Regions from separate parts of the Homo sapiens genome. Here regions 2 and 3 are each linked to region 1. The links are chromatin loops, found by intact Hi-C in ENCODE. Cell type or tissue: heart left ventricle. All regions are shown on one strand.

Region 1 (8,000 bases):
AGAGCAGTCCCACCTTTATATGATGTCACGCTGGCCTTCCTGAAACACTCTTTTTTTTTTTTTTTTTTTTTTTTTTGGAAACGGAGTCTCACTCTGTCACCCAGGCTGGAGTGCAGTGCTGCGATCTTGGCTCACTGCAATCTCTGCCTCCCAGGTTCAAGTGATTCTCCTGCTTCAGCCTCCTGAGTAGCTGGGACTACAGGTGTATGCCACCAGGCCCGGCAAAATTTTGTATTTTTAGTAGGGATGGGGTTTCACCATGTTGGCCAGGCTAGTCTCAAACTCCAGACCTCAAGTGATCCACCTGCCTCAGCCTCCCAAAGTGCTGGGATTACAGGTGTGAGCCACCGCGCCCAGCCCCTGAAAAACTTTTTTTGAACAAAGGGATCTGCACCCCCAAAATGTATGCAGGCCAACCTAGGTCCTTCCAGCCCTGCCCCCACACTGGCTGGTTGGGAGCATTGTTCAAGGTTATGCCAGTAGAGCAGCCCCTCTCTTCCTCGTTAAGGCAGCCTGGTGAAGCTTTGAATCCCTCCTCAGAGCTATATTTTTAAATGCATGAAACAGAAGACATAGGATAACACCAATTACATTGAAATACAGTTATCACAATATTTTTATAGAAGCTAAAATTTTTGATATCACATCACAGATTCTTGTTAACACGACAAACAAGATCTAGTGACAGATCTCGCAACCCCCATAATTCTGAAGCAGTGATTAGCTTAAACAATAATTTCAGATATCGTAACAAATGCAGTGATATGAAATGTAACTTTGATTTCTACTGGCAAGTCGCAGATGCTGCTAAAATGTCTGAGGCCTGTTGACTACATTCAGAAGAGCAGGAGATACTCAATTTCAGTGGAAGGTTAGTGAAAATAAGGATATAAATTTTTTCCCCATTCAAGTTCACAGACCCTTCGAATTCTCTCCACAGCCCCACCGCCCCTGTTGTAAATCCATCAGCACAGTATGCTAGCCATTCGGGTCATTACTGCTAATTATAGCTGTTGTTAGTATTTGCTTCAGGCACAGCTGGCACCATGGCCTGGCTGGTCCCAGCTTCACTCATTCCCTGCTCTCAGTCCTAGTGACTAGCGAGGGAAACGTGTCTGCACAGCTTTTCTCCCTGGATGGAAGCCGAGTGCCTCTGGCCTGGAGCCTGTCCCTCAACCTGTCCCTCCACCAGGGAAAGCTGCAAAAGGGAGTCTGTGGCCTTTCCATCCTGGGTCTGTGGGAGTTCATCAGAGCAGAGGGTGGGCTCCTGACCCAGCCTGTCCTCATGGGAGTGCTGCAAGCTGACACCTAAGAGAGAACTGCCTGATTCCTAGGGTGACCTACCCTGTCAACAGAGGAGGGTGTCTCTGTTGCAAAGGCCTGGGAGGAGGTGGCCGGCAGAGCTTCAGAGAGCCATTCTGGGGTAAGCAGCTTATTTTTCCCTCCCTGCAATGGCTTGTTTTCAGACTCATTCACAGAATGCCCCAGAGGCTATGAGACCAAGGAAAGGGTGACACTTTTCCCCTGCACCTATGGTGGAATGGGCACAGAGGAGAACAAGGCTCGTGTGCCTCCCTACTTCTCAGGAAGGAAACTGCCTGTCATCATTGTTTGCAATTTCTCAGACACCACACAGTGGTGCCAGGTCCCTGTTGGGTGGCCCACCGTTTGAAGGGCTCCTGGCTCAGACTGGAAAATGGAGAAGGCAGGGTAGGGTCGGATGAGCCCAGACAGAGCCAAGAAGGTCAGGGCTGGCAGAGACCTCAGGGGACATGTGACCCTCCTGCCTCATCGCCAGGTGAGGAGCTGGAAGCCGGGTCCCAGTGGGTCAGGCCAGAGCCAAATATCAGCCTTTGTCACCTCTCCTGTGGCCTGATCAGTCAGTGCCTTACAGCCTCTCTGGTGGGATCCCTCATCCCTCCTGGTGACGGGGTGGGGAGAGGACAGACATTCAGCCTGCCAGATCCTGATTTCCTCATTGGTAAAATGGGAAAATGATCATCTGTCCCTCAAAGGTTGGCAGGAGGCCTTCATCTCTTACTAAGTGCCCAGCACAAAGATAACAATAAAATCACAAATAAGAGGTCCCTGCCCCTCTCCCCTTCTGTGCTGAGTTCATCTGGAATCCCCAAGGCCCAGCCTCAGGCCTGGTGCTCAGTGGGAACTTAAAGAATCCCTGTTAAAATAAAGATGGATGGCTCTGACCTCCAAATGCCAAGACCGGGCTGTTTGCAAATCTAAAGGCTCCTAGGCAGCAGTGGGAGGAATTTGAGCAGAAACATGGAACAGCATGTCCAAGGACATAAATTCCAAGTTATTTTTGTTGGGAAATCTGAAGAAAATAATTCCATCCACATTCCCCACGTCGGAACTGTTCTCCCAGGTTGGCTTCAGCAGCGGCCCATTCCAGCCACCCCTCCTTCCTGCAGGCAGAGGTGAGGCCCTAGGAGGGAGCAGGGCAGGCCAAGTACCCTATTCGGGAGAAGGTGTCCCTGGATCATTGCCTTGGCTTGGGAAGATGATGGCACCAGGTGGCAGGGGCTGAGCCACAGGTAGTGGATGGAAAGGGCCTGTCATCTGGGCAGAAACTCAGACCCTGAGGGTCCATGTCCTTAATGAGGGGGGAATGGGGCTGGGAGGTGCCCACGTCACCAGGAAGCATTTCTGATGCTCCCCCTACTACAGGGCTCTCACTTAGCACAGTTTAAACCCAATTTATTCCAAAGTTATATGACTAAAACATCTTTCAGCTTGCCCCCTGTTAAATGTATATTGTATTCATTTACAAATTATTTGACGTAAATTACTGTACAGATCTGTGTATTATACACATTAAAACTTTTAAAAAAGAAAAGCATGGAAAAGTGAAAGGATATAAATAAATGTAAACAGAGCATCCACATTTTGATCCTGCATTGGGAACAAATGAATTTGGTGGACATGCCCCACTCTGGAGACCCCCGGTATAAACTACGCTTGCTTTCATTGCTCTTCTGTTTCTTTGTATCTTGCTTATTTGTTGGTTCAATTTAGTGAGAGCCTCTCCTGCCAGGCAGGGTGGGTATCTTGTTTTTCCACCTGGTTTATAAAGTTGCTAAAACACCAGAACATTAATGCTTTGGGCAGCACATTGTACACAGCTGGTGCCTCATAAAGGCAGTGAACCCCTCCTGAACACCTCCTTTAGTCCAGCTTCGTGGCAGTCCTTAGGGTTTCCAAAAATAAGACCTGCTTCCCACCCTCACGATGCTCACGATCCCGGGGAGAGACAGGCTCACAGAGACCACACTTCTGCCAATGCCCTGCATGTCAGGGAAGAGCTGTGTACACCCTTTGGGGATACTGAGGAAGGAGCAGTAATCACATTGGGGGTGCAAGAGGGGCACCACACAGAGCTGTCTGAGTTGGGCGTGAGGGATGGCTAGGCCCCCTGAGGGGGAGGAGCAAAGGAAAGATGGCAGAAGCAGAGGTGGAGCATGTGCAAAGGACCAGAGGCCTGGAGGTGCATTTCGAGAGGCACAGAGGCACAGTTTCAGAGGCACAGAGGTGCATGATTTCGGGTGTGGCCACTGGGCCATTATGGCTGGAACTCATGGGAAATGGAAGGAGTTGTGACAGAGGAGGCTGGGAAGCTGGGCAGGAGATGTCCATGGAGGTTCTAGGCAGGAAAGTATGTGGTCACTCTACCTGTGTGGCTTTCCTGCCTGTAGGGGCTCAATTGGAGTGTCCTTTTCTCCACCTAGCTTCAGCCCAAGGGAAACAGGGGACCAGACAGCTGGTGAGGGGGCAGCTCAAACTGTGGAAGAAGAGAGGCTCTCTCAGCCCTCCTCCCTCTCCAGTGCTGAGGCAACAACAGGCCCAGGCCACACTGGGGGATGTGGAGATCTGGAGAGCCATGGGCTTCATTCACAGAAGCTGACCCACCACCCCACCACAGCCCCCACTCAGAGGCCTTGGGGCATCCCTGGGGGCTCCAGCCTTGAACAGGGGCTTTGCCTGGCTCTAGTCTGGGGATGTCACCCCAGCTGCCCTCACCAGCTCTGCGTGGGAATCCTGCTTCAGGGCCAGCGGCCCCTCCCTGCCCCTCCAGTGAGTCCATGGCCCTGAACTCCTTCCCCGCTCCCTGCGATGGGAGGCTTGTGGCCTAGATCTGGGGAAAAGCCCCAGAGCCTGAGGCAGCTCCAAGCTGACCTGATCACATCCGCTCTCAGGGGATGGGAGGTGTGAAGATGCTGGTTTCTGAAGTTGGGGGTGGGGGCTGCCCACAGGGGAAAGATCCATGAAGAGGGAGACGACCCCACCCCCACCCGCAGTCTTCCCTGGTACAGCACGTGGCCCTGGGCCTGCGGGATTTTCATGCTCGACCAACTGCCATGGGCCCTAAGCCCTCCTGGTTCAGGCCTCGGTGTGGGGCAGGTGTGGCTGAGAACCAGACTTGGGAATTCAGGGTCAGCCTCAGTCCAGAGGCTGGGAGGAGTTGAGAGGAAGGTCGGGTGTTGCTGAGTCCCAGCTTCAGTAGGAACATGCCTGGTCTTCAGGCACATGGAGAGGCGAGAGAGAACCCCAGGAGGTACTGTCCGGGGCTGGGTCAGCAGGAGCCATTGCTCTGTGCATTGCTCTGTGTCTCCAGTGACACCCAGAGGGCAGAACTGCAGCTGACCCAATGCCGAGGCAGGGAGTGGGGAGCCTTGTGTAAGAGAAATCTGAAGCAAGGTTCAGGATGATCCAGGCCAGTTTAATAAACACAGGATGGAGAGGCCCCAAGCTAGGCCACTTCAGGATGCCCTCAGCCCACAAAGCCCAAAGTAAATCAGAAGTCCCCATCGTCATCTGTAAAGCCTATGGATTGGTTTTCTCACATGGCAAAGGGAACTTTGCAGATGTGATCAGGTAAAGGATCTTGAGATGGGGAGATGACCCTGATTATCCGTGTGGGCTCAATGGAATCACAAGGGTCCTTACAAGAGGGAGGCAAGAGGGTCAGAGTCAGAGAGTAGATATGACCACGGAAGCTGTTGTCCATGTGATGTGGTGCCATGGGCCGAGGAACACGGGCAGCCTCTAGAAGTTGCAAAAGTCAAGGAAGTGAAGACACTCCTAGCTAGAGCCAGAAGGGGCGCAGCCCTGCCACCACCGTGGCTTTACGCCAGTGAGGCTGATTTTGGTGTCTGACCTCTAGAACTGTGAGATCATACATATTTGTCATTTTAAGCTACTCATTTTGTGATAAATTGTTTCAGCAACAACAGGAAAGTAATATGAGGCATGAACTTTTCCAGAGCTAGAGAGGGGTAGAGGTTAAAACTGAATCCAAGTCTGACTCCAAAAGATGTTATGACCTGAATTTTCATGTTCCCCTACAATTCATACGTTGAAGCCCTAAATCCCAGCCCATGAGGCCTCTAAGAAAGTAACTAATGTTAAATGAGGACCTAAGGGTGGGGTCCTGATCAGATGGGATTAGTGCTCTGATAAGAAGAAACAATGGAATACAGTTCTCTCTCTCTCTCTCTCTCTCTCTCTCCTCTCTCTCTCTCTCCTCTCTCTCTCTCTCTCTCTCTCCTCTCTCTCTCTCTCCTCTCTCTCTCTCTGTCTCTCTCTCTCTCTCTCTCTCTCTGACACAGCAAGAAGGTGGCTGCCTACAAGCCAGGAAGAGAGCCCTCACCAGAACCTGACAGTGCTGGTCCCTTCATCCTGGACTTCCAGCCTCCAGAGCTGTGAGAAATAAGCCACTCAGTCTATGATATTTTGTTATGGCAGCTCGAGCAGATGAATACAGATGTTAAGAAGCTCAGAACGCACAGTAAAGGGTGATACTACTTGTCCAGGTAAGAGAGGTGTCCCAGCCTACAGCCAAGCTGGATGGACCAATGCTGAGCCTTGCCTTGAGGCACTGGAAGGGTGCTCCACAGGAATCAGGAGCTGAGAAGCTCAGAACTGCAAAATGGCCCCTAGCCCCTGCTTTTTCATGGAGGAGCTGCAGCTACCTGACAGCTCTCTGTTCTCACAGGGGTTAGGACCCAGGAGCTGCCCTTCCATGATCACAGCTGGCTCGGGCTTCTGCTGACAGGCGAGGCTGGGCTGGCTTGCCAGCAGAACCTCTTATCTCCTTCATGTGGAGTGAGTGGAAGGCAGGGGACCTTTCTTGACACTTGGAAGAGACAAAGCCCAGCTCTACCATGACTGACCACGAGACCCTGGATAAATCACTGACTCATTCCTGTCCTCAGTCTCTCCAGCTGTAGATGGGATGGCAATGTCTACCTCTGCGGACTGTTGGAAGGATCAGTTGCATGTTAGTCTAAGTGGAACTGATGCTCAGCTGGTACACAGTGCTATGACCGCTCTGCCTCCCATTGTCAGGGGCTGGAGTCCCTTCTGGCTGGCAGCTGCCTGCACCTCGCCAGGGATTAAACCATTTTACTCTACCCCTTGGAACTAAATCAAGTATTCTTAAGCTCCAATTACCTGCTACCAACCAGCACACCTGGTAAATACATTTCTATGGGGCTGGCCTCCCGTGCTGAGCTTTTACTTCTCTGTAACAGGGAGGTGTGGATTCTCGAGTGCCTCCCTGTGAGGGAGACATTTGGTCACCTGGAGCCTCTGGCCAGTAGTCTGTTTTAAGCAGCACCATTGTTCCTGCTATTCTCCCCTTTCCAGAATGCCTAGTGGGAAGCCTGTACACTTCCCCCACCTCTTATTCCTGACCATAGTCTGAGAGCTCTGGGAGGGAATGAGGGACTGGGGGACAGTCAAGCAAGGGGAGAGAGCCAGCAGGGACAGCCTCTTCAAGTGACCTTCCCAGATTTTTTTTGAAAGTATCATTCAGTGATACATCTACTCACGATGCTATATTTATCTATGAAAGAGGCAGGATATTTTTGAGCGGATGTAATTTCTGGCTCTCTCCCTTCAAGAAAAAAAAAAGTGTCATTCCTATTCATTTCTTCCTGCCTCTGCTTCTGTCTCTCACACATTTCTTTTGTATAAACATACCCCCCACACATGCACACACACGCACATACACATACACACATCTGTGCACACACACAGAGGCAGGCACATGGTCCAAGAGCTAAAATTCCGTGACTCTCTTTGGCTGATTCAGACTTATCTAGCATGATGCATAGAAAGGCAGATAGACAGGAGGAACAGGAGAAACAAAAAGGAAACTGAGTTTGTTCATTTATATTTTTGCCTCCAACTTCACTGAACACTTAATGTTATGGGAAATTGGATGAGGGCAAGAGAAAGCTCTGAGAGACACCTGCCAGGGTAGCAGTTGGGTGAACCAGGTCAGAAAGAACACTTTTCTCTCTGGCTTCCAAGAAGTCACAGAGAGCAGAGGTACCCCATTTGCAGGTGACCCAAAGCTGAGACCTGGGGTAAGGGAAGTCTGAAGCAAGATTCAGGATTTTTAGGGCAAGCCTGAGGAAGAGTAAGATGAACTGTTACCAGGATGAGCATCTTTCATTCTGCATTTAAATTAAATTACCAACACAAATGCCTCAAGTGTGGGTTGGAGGATTCCTACCTACAGGGTGAGCAGGTGCCTCCTGTGTGATCTGGGCGCTGGGACTGTCAGAGCTGCAAAGGTCTCCAGGCAGTAAATCAGAAAGGGAGGAGGTGGGGGAGCACTTGGCTCCAGGTCTCTTTAGCTGAGTTACAGACAGATGCTGGGTTCAGGTATCAAATAATTGAAGAGAGAGAGAAAAATGACCAAATCTAGAGAAAGGACCAAATTTGAGACCCAGAGAACATCAGCAGAAGGTGTCTTACAGGCTCAAGAACCAGGGGTTTGGGAAGGGAGAGACAGGGTTGGGATCTGGTAGAAAGGGGACAAGAGTTGACCTAAGGGACTCAAACCTAAGGTAATTTCCTAGTGGAACTTGGGCTGTGCTGGGGGCTGCAGAGCCCTGAGCTGCCCCTCCCAAGACAGCAGTTCCAGCGGCTTTTGGAGAATAGGACATTACTTAGTGTATGGATGAGTGGGTAAA
Region 2 (8,000 bases), 76 kb before region 1:
TAGCAGCAAAGAAGAGCTTACTTCATCTGGGTCAGCTGAGGGAAGTGGTTCATGAACCGCTTAGCAGACCACTTGAACTAATAGGAGGAGGATGACGCAGAACTCAAGTGAAGTACTGTGGTCATTTGCAGAAGAGTTTCTCCTGGGAGGAGGTCAGAGTAGAAATGGGCGTATCATGCCCATAAGGCAGCAATTACTGTTTTCAGAGCCGTGTCTGCACTGATGGAAATGCCAGCTCTGTGAAATTTTTTTCAAGCTGGTGGGACTCCCATGTGTCCTGTGGATAGAAAGAAAAAAAATAGCACAGTAGAAAATGAAGCTTTCTTTTCTGTGAGGAAAAGACTTTCTGTGAGGAGGTTGGTGGTTCTATTTAAAGACACAGTCTTGAGAGTTGATTAGGAAACAAGTACTTCTACAGTAATACCTTAATTAATGAAGAGGCTATATTCGGGAATGTTTAATGAAGTTTCTGTTGTTATCAGAGAGAAAATGAAGCAAGCACAGGGGATTGCATTCCAGAATGTCAGGAAAGAATTTCAGTTTAAAAACAACACTGTATGTTTAACATCGTCAAATATGCCATAACTAAAGAGTATTTATATCACGGTTTGAAGGGAGAGGGAGAGAGGAGCATATCAAACTAACATAAGCTCCTTAAACCTATAAAAGGCACCTATCATCATTGAAGAGGTCTCTAGCTTCCTGTCCTTGTGGCGCCCTGTGCCTATTCAGATGTTGGTCATTTAGTGCTGTTGACCTACTGTTAACACCACATACATGTGACCTTGACTTCCCAGTATATCCTCTGAAACATTATTATCTCAGCTTGCCTGACAACTCATGAAGAACCCCAGTGCTTTAACAATAATATAGTGATTGCACAGATTGCAAGTAGCAGAACTACAGAGTATCTAAGGCTTGGCAAAGAATGTCTCATGTCCAGAACAGAAGCACAAATTCCTGTCTGCCTTCTCTGCTATGGTCTGAGGGATCATTAATCACAATTACTTTCCAGCGACAGTCTCTCATAATGCACCTTTCTACTGCAGGCTGTTAGGGAAGGCTCTATTCTTAGGCTCTCTGCCAAGAAGTACCCCAGAGACAGAAGCTCAGCTCAGTTTCCCCTTTTCTGCTTATTCAATTTATATATTTCCTGAGCTCACTGAAGCAGCACAGGAATACACCAATGAATAAAATAAACAAAAATTTAGACAATAAGTACGTAAAATTTATAGTATGTCAGATGATGGGGCTTACAGAGAAAATAAATCAAGGAAGAGGGAAGACTGAAGTAGGGTAGTCAGGGCTCCCCTGAAAAGAGGAATTTGGGGGAAGAGGATCCCTAGTAGAAGGAACAATAACGTGCCTGAGATGAGAATGTGCCTAGTGTGTTCAAAGAAGAACAAGAGATGCAGTGTGGCTAGACCAGATCAAGTCACATGAGCAGTAGCAGAGAATGAGGGCAGAAAGGTAAATGTTTGCCAGATAGGCCACCATGGGAGTTTGGTGTTCTCTCTGAGATGGGCAGCCACTGGGGAGAAGGGGTGAAGGGGGAGGGGTTATAAGATTGTGACTGACATTATTAAAGGATTACTCTGGCTGTAATGTTAAGAAAAATCTGTAGGTCGGGCAGGTGGGCAAACAGAGAAACCAATTAGAAAGTTATTTGTAATAATGCAGGAAAGAGAAGTGGAGAGTGAGGTAAAATTAGTGAGGTTGCAAAAAATGGCTGGATTCTAGATACATTTTAAGGTGGAAGTGTAGGGGTGGGTTGCCCCTACACACCTGTGGGTGTTTCTCGTAAGGTGGGACGAGAGATTTGGAAAAGAAAAAGACACAGAGACAAAGTATAGAGAAAGAAATAAGGGGAACCGGGGAACCAGCGTTCAGCATATGGAGGATCCCGCCAGCCTCTGAGTTCCCCTAGTATTTATTCATCATCTGTGGGTGTTTCTCGAAGAGGGGGATGTGTCAGGGTCACAAGACAATTGTGGGGAGAGGGTCAGCAGACAAACATGTGAACAAAGGTCTTTGCATCATAGACAATGTAAAGGATTAAGTGCTGTGCTTTTAGATATGCATACACATAAACATCTCAATGCTTTACAAAGCAGTATTGCTGCCCACAGGTCCCACCTCCAGCCCTAAGGCGGTTTTTCCCTATCTCAGTAGATGGAGCATACAATCGGGTTTTATACCGAGACATTCCATTGCCCAGGGACGGGCAGGAGACAGATGCCTTCCTCTTGTCTCAACTGCAAGAGGCATTCCTTCCTCTTTTACTAATCCTCCTCAGCACAGACCCTTTACGGGTGTCGGGCTGGGGGACGGTCAGGTCTTTCCCTTCCCACGAGGCCATATTTCAGACTATCACATGGGGAGAAACCTTGGACAATACCTGGCTTTCCTAGGCAGAGGTCCCTGCGGCCTTCCGCAGTTTTTGTGTCCCTGGGTACTTGAGATTAGGGAGTGGTGATGACTCTTAAGGAGCATGCTGCCTTCAAGCATCTGTTTAACAAAGCACATCTTGCACCGCCCTTAATCCATTTAACTCTGAGTTGACACAGCACACGTTTCAGAGAGCACGGGGTTGGGGGTAAGGTTATAGATTAACAGAATCTCAAGGCAGAAGAATTTTTCTTAGTACATAACAAAATGGAGTCTCCTATGTCTACTTCTTTCTACACAGACACAGTAACAATCTGATCTCTCTTGCTTTTCCCCACATGGAAGCAATAGGATTTTTTGATGGGTCGGGTGTGGAGTATAAGAAAATGAGAGGGAACTAGTGTGACTGCAAGGTTCTTGGCCTCAACTGAAGGAAAGGCAGTTTTGCCTTTTAACTGCAACAAAGACTGTGGTAAGTACAGGTTTTGGGGGAAAGGCCAAAAAGCAGTTCCATTTAAGCCATGTTAAGTTTGAGCTACTTATTAGATATCCATAGGGAGTTATGAAATTAGTAAATATGTGAGTCTAGAAAGGAGAGAGGCAGGAGATACACATTTGGTAGGCATGACCACATATGATATTTAAAGCTGCAAGACTGAAAGAGATCACCTAAGGAATGAGTGTGGATGGAGAAGAGTAAGATCCCAGCCTAGTTAATAGTAGGCAGTACAATATTAGGGATCGGAGAACCAGGCCATCCACAAAGAAGACTTCAGAGTGGCCTGTGAAGTTGGGGAAAAGCCAAGAGAGTAAGGTGACCAGGAAGCCAAGAGGGAGGGAGGCATTGGATTTGGTACATAAAGGTCACCGAGGACAGTTCTGGTGGAATGATGAGGGCAGAAGCTTCATTGGCATGGGTTCGAGAGAGAAATGAAAGAGGATTGAAGACAGTGAGTATAGACAGCTCAGGAAGTTTAGCTGTGTAAGTGAACACAGAGATGAGTGGTCACTAGAAGGAGAGGTGAGCCAAGAGGGAATGATGGGAGAAGTTATAATATGTTGATGGTCAAGATAGAATGACTGATTAAAGGGGAATTGCTGGGGCTCTGTTCCTGAGTAGGCAAGAGCAGGTGAGATAGAAGACATAGGTGGAGGGATTGGCCCTAAATACATGCGTGGACAGATCCTCCTTATGAAAAAAAGAAGGCAAAGTGTATGAACTCACACAGTAGTAGGAGAGTATATAGGGTGGTACGAGTTGTGCAAATTTCTTTTGATTGATTTTCTCAGTGAAATAGGATGAGAATGAAGGATAGTGAGGAAGTTATTGGAAGTTTTTGAGAAAAGCAAAGTCATGAAGTCCTCAAATCCAAGCAACTGGGACACAGAATGGACTAAGGAAATATGTATGTTGAGCAGTACTAAGGAGCTGCTTTTGGCCAGTGATCAGGAATTTACCAAGGACTCCCACTAGCCTTCATTCCCTGCCGAAAAACTTAAATACTTCCACCAAAACTTGTGCCTAATAGGCTCAAATAAGTTTCTGGGAGAAAAGAGACACCACATATCAAAAAGTCTTTCTCCATAAGACTTATGTAAATGTGTAAAGTGAAAGGAAATAAAGCCTTAGGAACTGGGCATTCAAATCTAGTTTGGCTTATGCACTTTGAGTCTGTGGTAAGGAATTTATCTGGGAAAGGTACATTATATACTGCAAAAAACACATCAAGAGTACTAAATCAGATTACTTGCCGGTTACGTCTTCAGACTGATTGAATGATCAAGACTTATGACATCTATTCACATTGGAGTATAATCAGTGAATTGATCAGCTTGTGTAAGGGATTGAAATGAGACCCTTCCCTACCTTGGAAATGGGTAGAGGGCACTAGACAGAGGGAGAGTTGTGGTCTCCACTGAGTTAGTCTTCACAGTTTACCCAGGCCAGTTTCATCTATAAGAACTGTGCATGTGTAATTAGAAGCTACTCAAAGGTGATTTTGACACAAGCTGTCACACCATGTGCACAGCTGATAGGGAATGTTGCTGTTGAATTGCAATGGTAAGTGAACGGTTTTTTTGTTGTTGTATTTTGGTTGCTGGTGGAGGGAGTACTTAGCAGGAGAAAGTTGAAATGGATGTTTAAACCAGTTTCCAAATGTGTTGAGTTTCTGAATCATAGTATTGATTAAAAGCAAAAATACATCCTTCAAATCTGAATCAAACAGATTAGATGCCATACTGTCATTGTAATATTTGCTCTGAGTTTTACAGGAGGAATTGAAGGGTGCAAGAGTGTGTGTATGTGTTTGTTTTGTTTGATACACCTAAGCCCTGCTACTACTGTAGTAATCTAATAAATTAGAGCTATATGCTTCTAAAATATTGATTGCAAGACACATTGTCACTTTTCTTCTAATATTTTTATTGTTTTCTCTGTGAATTCTAATTGAACTATTTGTAACTGCTTCAGAAATATGTTGATGTAACCTTTTTCCTTTCTAGATAGTAGCAAGAAAACATGGTAGTTATTATTTGTGACCCTGAAGGAAATTAACGTCCTAGAAATTTTTAAATGTCAGCTTGCACTTAAAGTGATCCCTTAATTAGGGAATTATATCTTGCATTAACCAGGAAAGGAAAAAGGATGCAAAATAACAATGAAAAGCTTGTCGGATATGTTAATGCTTATTTGAATGAATAGGAAAAGATCCTGTTTCAAATAAAATGCTAATACCAAAAAAAAAAAATTGAAATCATACATGTGAATAAATTTGTTTCAAACTCTAAATAATGTTTTCTAACATTTTGGTTTGACAAGAATCCACGCAGCCTTTTAGAAAGCTCTGTTTAGACTATAGCACATATTACAGATTTGTGATATCACTTAAATTTTTTTAGGGGAAATATTTGAGACGCCTTAAAAAAACAGCTTTTAGAGGTAGAATTTACTTGCTGTAAAATGTACTCATTTTAAGTGTACAGTTAGATGTGTTTTATTAAATGTATAGAGCCACATATCTACCCACAGTCAAAATATGAAACATGTCCATCACCCCCAAAGGTTTTCTATGTACCTCTGCAGTCAGGCCCCTTCCCTGAACGTTGGTCCCTGGAACCCACTGATGTGCTTTCTGTCACCATAGTTTTGCCTTTTCTAGATTTTCATATAAATGGAATTATATAGTATGTGGTCATCTGTGTCTGGTTTAAGTTAGAATAATGCTGTTAAGTTTCATCCATATTGCTGCATGAATCTGTAGTTTATTCCTTTTTATTGCTGATTGGTATTGCATTGTGTGGAATATGCCACAATTTCTTTAACCATTCATGGACTGATAGACACCTGCGTTATTTACAATTTTAGGATACTATGTATAAAATTGCTACAGACATTTTTGTATTAATACAAGAATTTGTATGGGCATATATTTTCTTGGGCACATACCTATGCTGTCATTCTCTGGTTTTCCAGAGTGTGTAGACTGTTTTACATGTCCATTAGTATTATTTGAGGGTTCCAGTTGTTCACCATCCTGACCAAAACCTGATATTGTTAGCCTTTTTAACCTAGCCATTCTAGTAAATGTATATTAGAATCTTATTGTGGTTTTGGTTTATGTTTCCCTAATAGTAACTAAAGTGTTAATTTAAGCATCTTTTCCTGGGCTTATTTGTCTTTCATATACCTTCACTGGTGATATGTTAATTCCAATTTTTTATCCAATTTAAAACATTGGGTTGCTTTATTATGGGCTTGCAAGAATGTTTTATATATCTTAGATACAAGTTATTTATAATATATTTGGTTTGCAAACATTATCTTCCAATCTGTGGCTTGCATTTTTATTTCCTTAATACTGTCTTATGAAGAGTAGATGTGTTTAATTTTGACAAAGTACAGTTTTTCAGTTTATGATTTGTGCTCTTCAATGTCCTATGTAAGAAACTGTTGCCTAGTCCAGGTCACAAAGATTTTCTGTGTTCATCTGTTTCTAGACTCTGTTCTGTTTCATTGATCTGTATGTCTAACTCTCCTCCAGTACAATATTGTCTCGATTACTGAACCTTTATAGTAAGTCCTGAAATGAGCAGCTAATGCCAAGCCTCCATCTTTTTCTTTTTCAAAATTGTTTTCTTATTCTAGTTCCTTTGCACATCTATATAAAACTTAGAATCAGTTTGTTAATTTATACACAGAAGCAGACTAGTTTTTATTAGGATTACTTTGAATCTGTAGAGCATTTTAGAGAAATGTAATCTTAATAATATTGAATTTTCCAGTCTATGAACATAGTATATCTCCCATTTATATGGGTCTTTCTCTCAGTCATGTTTTATAGTTTGCATTCTTGCACATATTTTATAAAATTTACAAGTGTTTCATAACTTTGATATTGTAAATGGTGTTTTTAAAATTTCAGTGTTCCAAAGAAGGAAACAGCAGACACTGCGGTCTACTTGACAAGGGAGGGTGGGAGGAGGGAGAAGAGATAACTATTGGGTACTGGACTTAATAACTGGGTGATGAAATAATATGTACAACAAACCCTCATGACGTATGTTTACCTATGTAACAAACCTTCACATGTATACCCAAAGCTAAAAGTTAAAAAAAATAAAATTTCAGTGTTCAGTTATTCATTACTAGTATCCAGAAATAGATTTAATAATGAACTTGTATCCTGTAACCTTGCTAAATCTACTTACCAGTTCTAGTAGTTTTGTAGACCCCTAAGGATTCTCTACATCATAGTTTGTGAATAAAGAGTTTTACTTTTCCTTTTTAATCTGTATGCCCTTTTTTGTTTTTGCCTTATTGCAGTGATTAGAATCTCTAGTGCCAGGTGTCTGGTAACAAGTGCTATCATGTAGATGGTAACAAGTCTGGTAACAAGTGCTATAGTAGAGCTATATGGCTTCTTAATGTTATTTTAGACATGAGGAATTTAGAAGACCAAGAATAGTACACCTAATGACTTGGGTAATTTTTCAAACACATCTTCCTACGTAATCCCTGGTTGAGCATCTCTGCCCTAGTGAGCTGCTAGGAGTAGGAAAAAGGTTGAGAACCACTGGTTTTGATTATACATTAACCTTGTATCTTTATATACTACTTATAGACACTAGAACTAGATAAAAATTTCGCTAGTAATTACAGCCCTAGCTGAGTGAATACTGGTGTTGAAAAGATGGTAATATGAAACTTACTTCCCCACATGGCTCTAACACCAAAACCATAGCATTCTCTTTTGGATTCAGGCTCCAGACCACCAGATCTGCTTTCCAGCTCACCCTGGCATTAGTCAGTAAACCTCTATAAGGTATCTGCATTCCTTGCCACCTTCACTTTCCATCTTATCCCACCAATAAAGGTTTTTACAAATATGAAACTTTACAAGATATTCTAGTGCTAATAAAAAAGATACTTTACTCATGCACCTATTTTTAAAAGAATTTCTGGTTGTTTTCCTTGTGAATAAAGGATTGGGATTAACTGAAAAACTGGGCTGAATTAGAGGTCAGGAAGGCCACTATTCAACCCAGCCCAGGTAAATAACTTTGTCATTAATAAGCTGAGCATGCCAAATGCAGCAAGAATTCATTTTGAG
Region 3 (8,000 bases), 64 kb before region 1:
TTTGTATCCAGCGAAACTAAGAGCTTCATAACTGAAGGAAAGATACAGTCTTTTTCAGACAAACAAATGCTGAGAGAATTTGCCATTACCAAGCCAGCACTACAAGAACTGCTAAAAGGAGCTCTAAATCTTGAAAAAATCCTCAAAATACACCGAAATAGAACCTCCTTAAAGCATAATCTCACAGGACCTATAAAACAATAACACAATGAAGAAAACAAAAAAGGTATTCAGGCAACAACTAGCACAATGAATAGAATAGTACTTCACATCTCAGTACTAACATTGAATGTAAATGGCCTAAATGCTCCACTTAAAAAATACAGAATGGCAGAATGGATAACAATTCACCAACCAAGTATCCGCTGTCTTCAAGAGACTCACCTAACAAATAAGGACTCACATAAACTTAAGGTAAAGGGGTGGGAAAGATACTCCATGCAAATGGACACCAAAAGTGAGCAGGAGTAGCTATTCCTATATTAGACAAAACAAACTTTAAAGCAACAGCAGTTAAAAAAGACAGTGAGGGACATTATATGATGACAAAAGGACTGGTCCAACATTAAACTATCACAATCCTAAATATGTATGCATCTAACACTGGAGCTCCCAAATTTGTAGAACAATTACTACTAGACCTAAGAATGAGATAGATGGCAACACAATAATAGTGGGGGACTTCTGTACTCCACTGACCAGACTAGACAGGTCATCAAGACAGAAAGTCAACAAAGAAACAGTGGACTTAAATTATACCCTAGAACAAATGGACTTAACAGATATTTACAGAACATTCTACCCAACAACTGCAGAATATACATTCTATTCATCAGTACCTGGAACATTCTCCAAGATAGACTATATGATAGGCCACAAGTCCCAATAAATTCGAGAAAAATGAAATTATATCCAGTACTCTCTCAGACCACAACAGAATAAAACTGGAAATCAACTCCAAAAGGAACCCTTAAAACCATGCAAATACATGGACATTAAATAACCTGCTCCGGAATGATTATCAGGTCAACAATTAGAAAATTATTTGAACTGAATGATAATAGTGATAGAACCTATCAAAACCTCTGGGATACAACAAAAGCAGTGCTAAGAGGAAAGTTCATAGCATTAAATGCCTATATCAAAAAGTCTGAAAGAGCACAGACAATCTAAGGTCACACCTCAAAGAACTAGAGAAACAAGAACCAAACTCAAACCCAGCAGAAGAAAAGAACCAAGATCAGAGCAGAACTAAATGAAATTGAAACAACACAAAATACAAAAGATAAATGAAACAAAAAGCTGGCTGTTTGCAAAGTTAAATAAAATTGGTAGACCATTAGTGAGATTAACCAAAAAATGAAGAGAGAAGATCCAAATAAGCTCAGTTAGAAATGAAATGAGAGCTATTACAACCAGGGCCATGGAAAAGACAAAACTGCTATCTGTAACTTACCAGAGACCTTCTACTCTCTAATTGTCTTACTCCTGAAGACAGCAGCTTGCCCCCTACCTCACTGATAATATCCCATCTTCAGCCAAATTTACTTTTCCTCTCAATGGAGAAAAGAAAGAAATTGTAGTAAACTCTGTTATATGCAAAATCACACAGAAAGATGGTAGGGAGATTAATAACATTAGACTTTATATTGGGGCATATTTTTACAGGGTTAATCTGTATTGTTATATATTTTGTAGATTTACAAGAATGTAATTTAAACAGTCTGCTATAGTTTTGATGGGTACAAAACCAGGTCAGTCTGACTCTGTAGCTCCTGTTCTTAATATGCCATTTTTAGAAAGTAAAGTAGCATAGTGGAAAGGCTTTAGAGTCATACGATAAGTGACCACTAACTGATCTTCAACAAATGACTTCTCTGTGGCTCAGTTTCTGCAAGTATAAAAGAAAGATAATTTCTCAAGGGCTCTTACGATACTTAAAAGTGACTGTGTGCACTGATAAACTGTAAGGGCAAGCATTTCTTTTTCTGTTCACCCATGTACCCCAGATGACTACAGCTGTGACTGGCACCGTGAGTGCTCTGTAGATAATTTGTGGCATGAATAATGCCTGGCACATCAGAGGCACTCAATAAATAGTAATAGCCACGTGCTTCATTAATCACCTTCAATCCTAACATCAGAACATAGAAACTATAATAATATGCTGTCTCTGGTCTCATTTATTTCAAAGACCAGCAAATTAGTAGATTATGCACATGCTCATGCCTCTTTTAGGCTTTTGTTGTTTCATTTGCAGGGGTTTTGGCAACTTGTAAACAAATTTGTTGGGCCCAACAGTAAGATAAAATATACTTTGTTACTGCTCTTGTTTTCACATTGAATTTTGAATGCCCTGTCTGAAAAATGATAATGAAAACAAGGTATATGAATGTAAAGGATTATGAGTACATGAATTTACACATGTATATATGTTGTATACAAGTCTTTGTGATTTTCTCACGTGTGTAGATTCATGTTTTCGTAATCCTTTAAGCTCTTCTGTATTTATGATTTTAGTTTACTGTATGTAATCTTAAATACTTATGCTTTTTCCCCTCAGTCAGATCCATAGGGTTTAAGTATCTTACTCATCTTGTCAAATAACTAACTTCTGCATTTATTTTTTAGTTTTATTATATTAAGTACTGCTTTTTATCTTTAGTAATTTTCTCTTTCTCTTTCCATTTGTATTCTTTTTTTTCTCCCTCTAATTTTCAATATGAGTAGTTTCTCTTTTTCAGTTTTCCTCTTTAGTAATGAAGCATGTAAGGTCATAAATTTTTCTTTCTATTGCAGTCTTCATTGTATCCTATAGATTCTCTTTTTCATTGCTTTTTAGATAATTCGTAATTTTCCTTTTGATTTTATCTTTTATCCATGGGTTATCTAAACTTTTTTTAAAAAGAGGAATATTTTATTATTTATTTTTATGGAATCTTGATGTGAGAATGTGCATCATAAAGTCTCAGTTTTTACAAAATGTGTTTAAATTGTCTTGCCACTAGGTAAGTAATCAGATTTTTTATAAATGCTCATGGTTACTGATACCTTTAAAATATTTTTGAGTATCAGATGGGTCTGTGAGAAACACACTCACCCATCCAAACCCAAAGAATGGACTTAGAGGCACAAAGAACAGCAAAAGTGAGACTTATTTTAATAGCGATCTTGCAAGATGGGGTGTCTGGTGGGCAGGCACACCCAGGCCAGCTACAACAGATAATTTATCTCCTAGCACACAAGTCCCTCCCCCAGTTCCCCATTGGTCGAGTACTCTGGGGTTACAATCTTCTCTGATGTCACCTAAGTCTCATTATCCGCCTTATAAGGTTATACCCTGGTCCCCTTCCCCACTTAAGTTTCGATTTCCCAATAACGAAACTTTCTTCGCTTTTAGAGGCTGACCCCTCCTCTACATTCTGTTTCCTTATTTTGTGACCTTCTAGGTGCATGAGCCATGCAGTTTGTTATGTTCGCAGGCTAGCTGCCCGTACTTAGACTTACTATGCCTTAAAAATGGACCATTTAAAATGTTTTCTCACAGGTCTGTATAAATCTATTAAGTCACATTTATCAATAGCTATTCAGTTCCTTTATTTAACTAGTTTTTATCACTGGAGTTGTTCAGTTATGGTAGAAATAGTGAAGCCTACACTATAATTTTATTATTTTTCAATTTCTCTTTGGATTTCTTTCTTTTTTCCTTTTAACTACAAAGACTGGTTCATACAGGTCTTTGACTAATATTTTCTTTTAAAAAAACATTCTACTCTTAGATGCTGAAAAGATATTTGATAAAGTCAAGCCATTCCTAATAAACACTAGGAAAATAAAATAGAAGTTAACTACTTTAATATGATTTTTACCAAAACTCAGCAGTCAGCATCTTATATGCTAAAGATCTCATTTTAAAACTCACATTTTAAATTCAAAACTTTAAGTAAATGTTAATGAAAGCAATAAAACTACCAAAAGACTGGAAAATTGACCATAAAACTGTTTTTGCTGCAATCTATAAGGTCAAAAAGTCTAGTAAAATTTCAATTACAATAAAAAAAATTTGTAAGTTGGCTATATATATACAACAATAGAGTTGTCCCTATTCTAGCAGTGATTACCTAAAAACAGAAATAGAAACACATGTTGTATTCACAATTATGTTCTATTCACAATTATGTGATAAAAATTATGAAATTGTTTAGGAATAAATTTTTTAAAAAACATCACAGAAGCTATGTGAAGAAAACTGAAATTTATTAGAAGACATAAAATAAGATTTGAGCAAAAGGAAAGAAAAAGCATACCATTTTCTTGGTTGAGAAGAGGATATAAAATTGCCAATTCTTCCAAAACTGTTATGTAAATATAATGCAAATGCAATTGCAGGACAGGTTTTTTGGGAGGGATATAAGGTATTTGTTTTGGAATTGAATTAAATGCTCTTCAAGTTTGTATTGCAAAACAGTTGTTCCAGGAGAAGCCAAGTATAGTTTGAAAAAGAACACAGAGGCACACTTGCTTTACCAGATATTGAGTCACTAAGGAAAACAGTGTGATCTTGAAGCAAGAATACTCACAGATCAGTGGAGCAGAAGAGAGAAGGGAAACTAGATATCTATATATGTGAGAATTTAATAAATGACCAAGTTGGTATTTTAATACAAGAGGAAAGGAGATCGGTGCCATAATTGAAATACCAACTTGGTATTTCAGTACAAGGAGAAACGAGGAGTTGTTTTGCTTGAAAAACTGATATCCATTTGAAAGAAAGTAAAGCTGGATTATAAGGCTAAAAGAAAAAAACGTATTTCATCTTTCAGAGAAATATAGGATACATGTATATTAGGGACTGACAGACAAAACTAGGAATCCAGAAGCTATAACAGAAATTTTCTTGACTAGACACACACATGGGTTGGAAAAGATGCCATGAAGTCAATTGATAGATAATGGATTTATAAAAATACTTGCAACACAGTGTACAGAGGACTAATAATCTGTGATAAAGAAGGGACTTTGCAAATTGACTAGATAGAGACAAACAACTTATAGAAAATGGATAAAGAAAATGAAGCTGCATTTACAGAGGAGCAAATCCAACAAAATAAACTCAAGAGTGGCTATATGGCAAAATTAGTATGTAGAAAACATTTACTCTATATATGGTAGAGGGTAAAGAACTCTTGCAAAGTCATAAGAAGATGACAAATAAATTATATTACCACAGTGTTTTTCCAATAAACTTATTTTTTCTCATCAAAGACATAAAAATACAAAATGAGGCTGAGCATGGTGGCTCACCCCTGTAATCTCAGCACTTTGGGAGGCTGAGGCAGGTGGATCACCTGAGGTCCGGAGTTCGAGACCAGCCTGGCCAACGTGGCGAAACCCTGTCTCTACTAAAAATACAAAAATTAGCCGGGCATGGTGGTGGGCACCTGTAATCCCAGCCACTTGGGAGGCTGAGGCAGGAGAATCGCTTGAACCCGGGAAGTGGAAGTTGCAGTGAGCTGAGATCGCGCCATTGCACTCCAGCCTGGGCAACAAGAGCAAAACTCCATCTCAAAAAACAAAAAAAAATTATATACTTGGGCAATTTTCTTAAATTACAATACCAAGCATTAGTAAGAGTGTGAAAAGGAAAGCACTGTTATACATTTTTGGTGTGCATTTAAATTGATGTTTCTGGTCAGTTTCCGACATGTAGCTAAAGCCTGTTAAGGTGTTCATATCCTTTTTAGTTAAGCTTATGAAGGTATCTATTTAAACGTGATTTTTGTGGAAAAAACTTAGAAATATGAAAACTTTTTTTAATGTGATATCTATATCATCAAATATTGTGCATCTATAACATGTTTTAGAAAGTCTTTAACAGCATCGATGGAAAGATGCACGAAAAATAAATTATATGACAGTATTACAGTATGGTTCCATTTCTAGATCTTTTTTTTTTAAGGTACATGTTATGTACGTATTTGTCTGCTAGAGAGGCCATAACAAGATAACACAGACTGAGACTGAGTGACTTAAACAAAAGGAATTTAGTTCCTCACTGTTCTGGAGGCCAGAAGACCAAGATCATGTGTTGGCGAGGTCAGCTTTTCCTGAAGCCTCTCCTTCATGGCTCGCAGATGGCCACTTTCTCACTGTGTCCTCACGTGATATTCTTTGGACATGAACATTCCTGGTGTCCCCTCCTCTTCTTATGAGGACTCCAGTCATACTGGATCAGGGCCTCACCTTTTTTGCCTCATTTAATCTTAATTACCTCTTTAAAGGCTTATCTCCAAGTATAGTCACATTGGGGGTTAGGGCATCAACATAAGAATCTTGAGGATACAATTGTCTATAACAATATCCACTTCCATAGGTGTTTTATGTGAATAAGTATCACCTGAACTTTGGGGAGGAAAAAACAAATGGAAGGATATATACCTGAAGGAAATCAGTTGGTATGATTCAAGTTTTTTTCTTCTATAGACTTAACTTGCATTTTCTTCATTTATCTATAGTAACTTCTATTACCTTTTGTAATAAGGGAAATATTTTTTGAATTCAGAGAAAGTATCACATGAAAAAAGTAAGTGATAATGCTAATATAAAATTTTATGTCTAAATATGAAGCACAGAGAAAACAGCCTTCTACTTTTTTCAAATAATCTTGAAGGCCCACATGTAGGACTATCTGTAGTTTTTTATGAACCCTGACTCTTCACCTGAGAGAAGTCCATTTCTCAGCATTGGCTTTTTAGGATGAATGGCATTGAGTCACTTAAAAGGGACTTGACCTCATATGAGCCAAAATGTACTTTGAAATAAAGTATGAATCTTTAAGGTGATACTGGAGAAATGCTTCCTTAGGGTCCACATATATATCAGTCAGAGATTTGCATGCTGTTAGGGTAACAGTAGATGGTAAATAGAACACTCAAAAGAAATAGAAAGCCTGTTCAAAAACAGAAAATGCCAAAAATTTCTCCTGTAAGTTGTAATTGATGATTAACTCCCACCAGTTGATACTGTATCAGTTAGCATACTTTAACTACTTATAGCCAAAAACCTGATTTAAACCAGGTTGAAAGGTAAGGAAATGCATTGACACAGCCACAACTTTAGCAATAGGTTATGTTTAAAGGTTAGATTTTGGCACCCAGCCATCTGAGCTAGGTCCTGGTACCTTCTATCTCCATTCTGACCTCTATGGTGTCAGCTGTATGTGGTTTTCTTGTGGCTTTCTGTATGTGGTTTTCTTAGGGCTTTCTCTTGGGAGCAAGACAACTTTCTCTAGAAGCCCTAGACATACTCCTCTCATGTCTCATTGTCCCAAATTGAGTAGTGAACTTATTCCTGAACCAGTCCCCAGTAACGGATATAGGGTTGCCATGATTAGCTCAGGTCAGTATCCTAAAGGCTATGTTTCTGTGCTATGGGAGAGGAGTAGACTGAATGTTAGAAAATAAACCACAGCATGCCCTACACCACACTTGGCATCTCTCACAAAGGAAATATTCAGGGTGCTGAAGGGCCAGTGTGATTATAATTTATATGATGCCCTTGAAGTATCAAGATGTTGCCAGATCCAGTAGAGGTCAATGTTTATCACACTTGCTAGGAAGCTCAGTATAGTAGCAAAGTTACTTTTCCTTTTATTTTTAATGCATTATGTGAAAAATATTCCTTGCAAATTTCAGATGTTTTCACTGAAGAAGCTTGAAATTAACATGTACTCAGCCTTGACTTTCCACGGTTTTAAATTGTAGAAATTATCAGTAAAATATAGACATAGTAGATAAGTACTGTTAATAGCTAGGCACTTGGGGCTATTCATTTTTTTATATATGAGAGTTCCAAGAGCTGTGATTTAAATTTCACATTGCTTCTTTAACTCCAGCCTCAGCAAGTGCATACTGTTATTCAGATTTTCAGTGATCTATTAATGTGTTAAAGTCAAATTTTGGAACATGTTGACATATTTTTATTCTATCTGGAAAATTAAA

Evidence for each region. Peaks named below come from ENCODE experiments on the same cell type or tissue, not always from the same donor. Only the 100,000 strongest peaks of a DNase experiment are listed, where the experiment ranks them.
Region 2: it touches region 1 in a loop (2.3-fold over the local background); 7 of 110 quality-filtered maps call a loop at or near these places.
Region 3: a loop joins it to region 1, with 4 times the contacts of the local background. A loop is called at or near these places in 8 of 110 quality-filtered maps.

The regions. Positions count from the first base shown.
Region 1 is chr2:30,687,955-30,695,954 of GRCh38, forward strand. No RefSeq gene overlaps it. Among named protein-coding and RNA genes, the nearest start is that of CAPN13, 120 kb to the right of the region's middle. In heart left ventricle, a CTCF peak has its summit at 4,640; DNase peaks (open chromatin) are centred at 1,128 and 1,733; H3K27ac peaks cover 6,275 bases.
Region 2 is chr2:30,611,713-30,619,712 of GRCh38, forward strand. All of the region lies in intron 5 of LCLAT1 (lysocardiolipin acyltransferase 1), which reads left to right. Among named protein-coding and RNA genes, the nearest start is that of LCLAT1, 170 kb to the left of the region's middle. RefSeq lists an enhancer at 1,241-2,238. In heart left ventricle, no CTCF peak of the experiment used is centred here; no DNase peak of the experiment used is centred here; H3K27ac peaks cover 774 bases.
Region 3 is chr2:30,623,994-30,631,993 of GRCh38, forward strand. The region is part of intron 5 of LCLAT1 (lysocardiolipin acyltransferase 1); the gene reads left to right. Among named protein-coding and RNA genes, the nearest start is that of CAPN13, 180 kb to the right of the region's middle. RefSeq lists a silencer at 1,376-1,576 and an enhancer at 3,204-3,543. In heart left ventricle, no CTCF peak of the experiment used is centred here; no DNase peak of the experiment used is centred here; H3K27ac peaks cover 1,050 bases.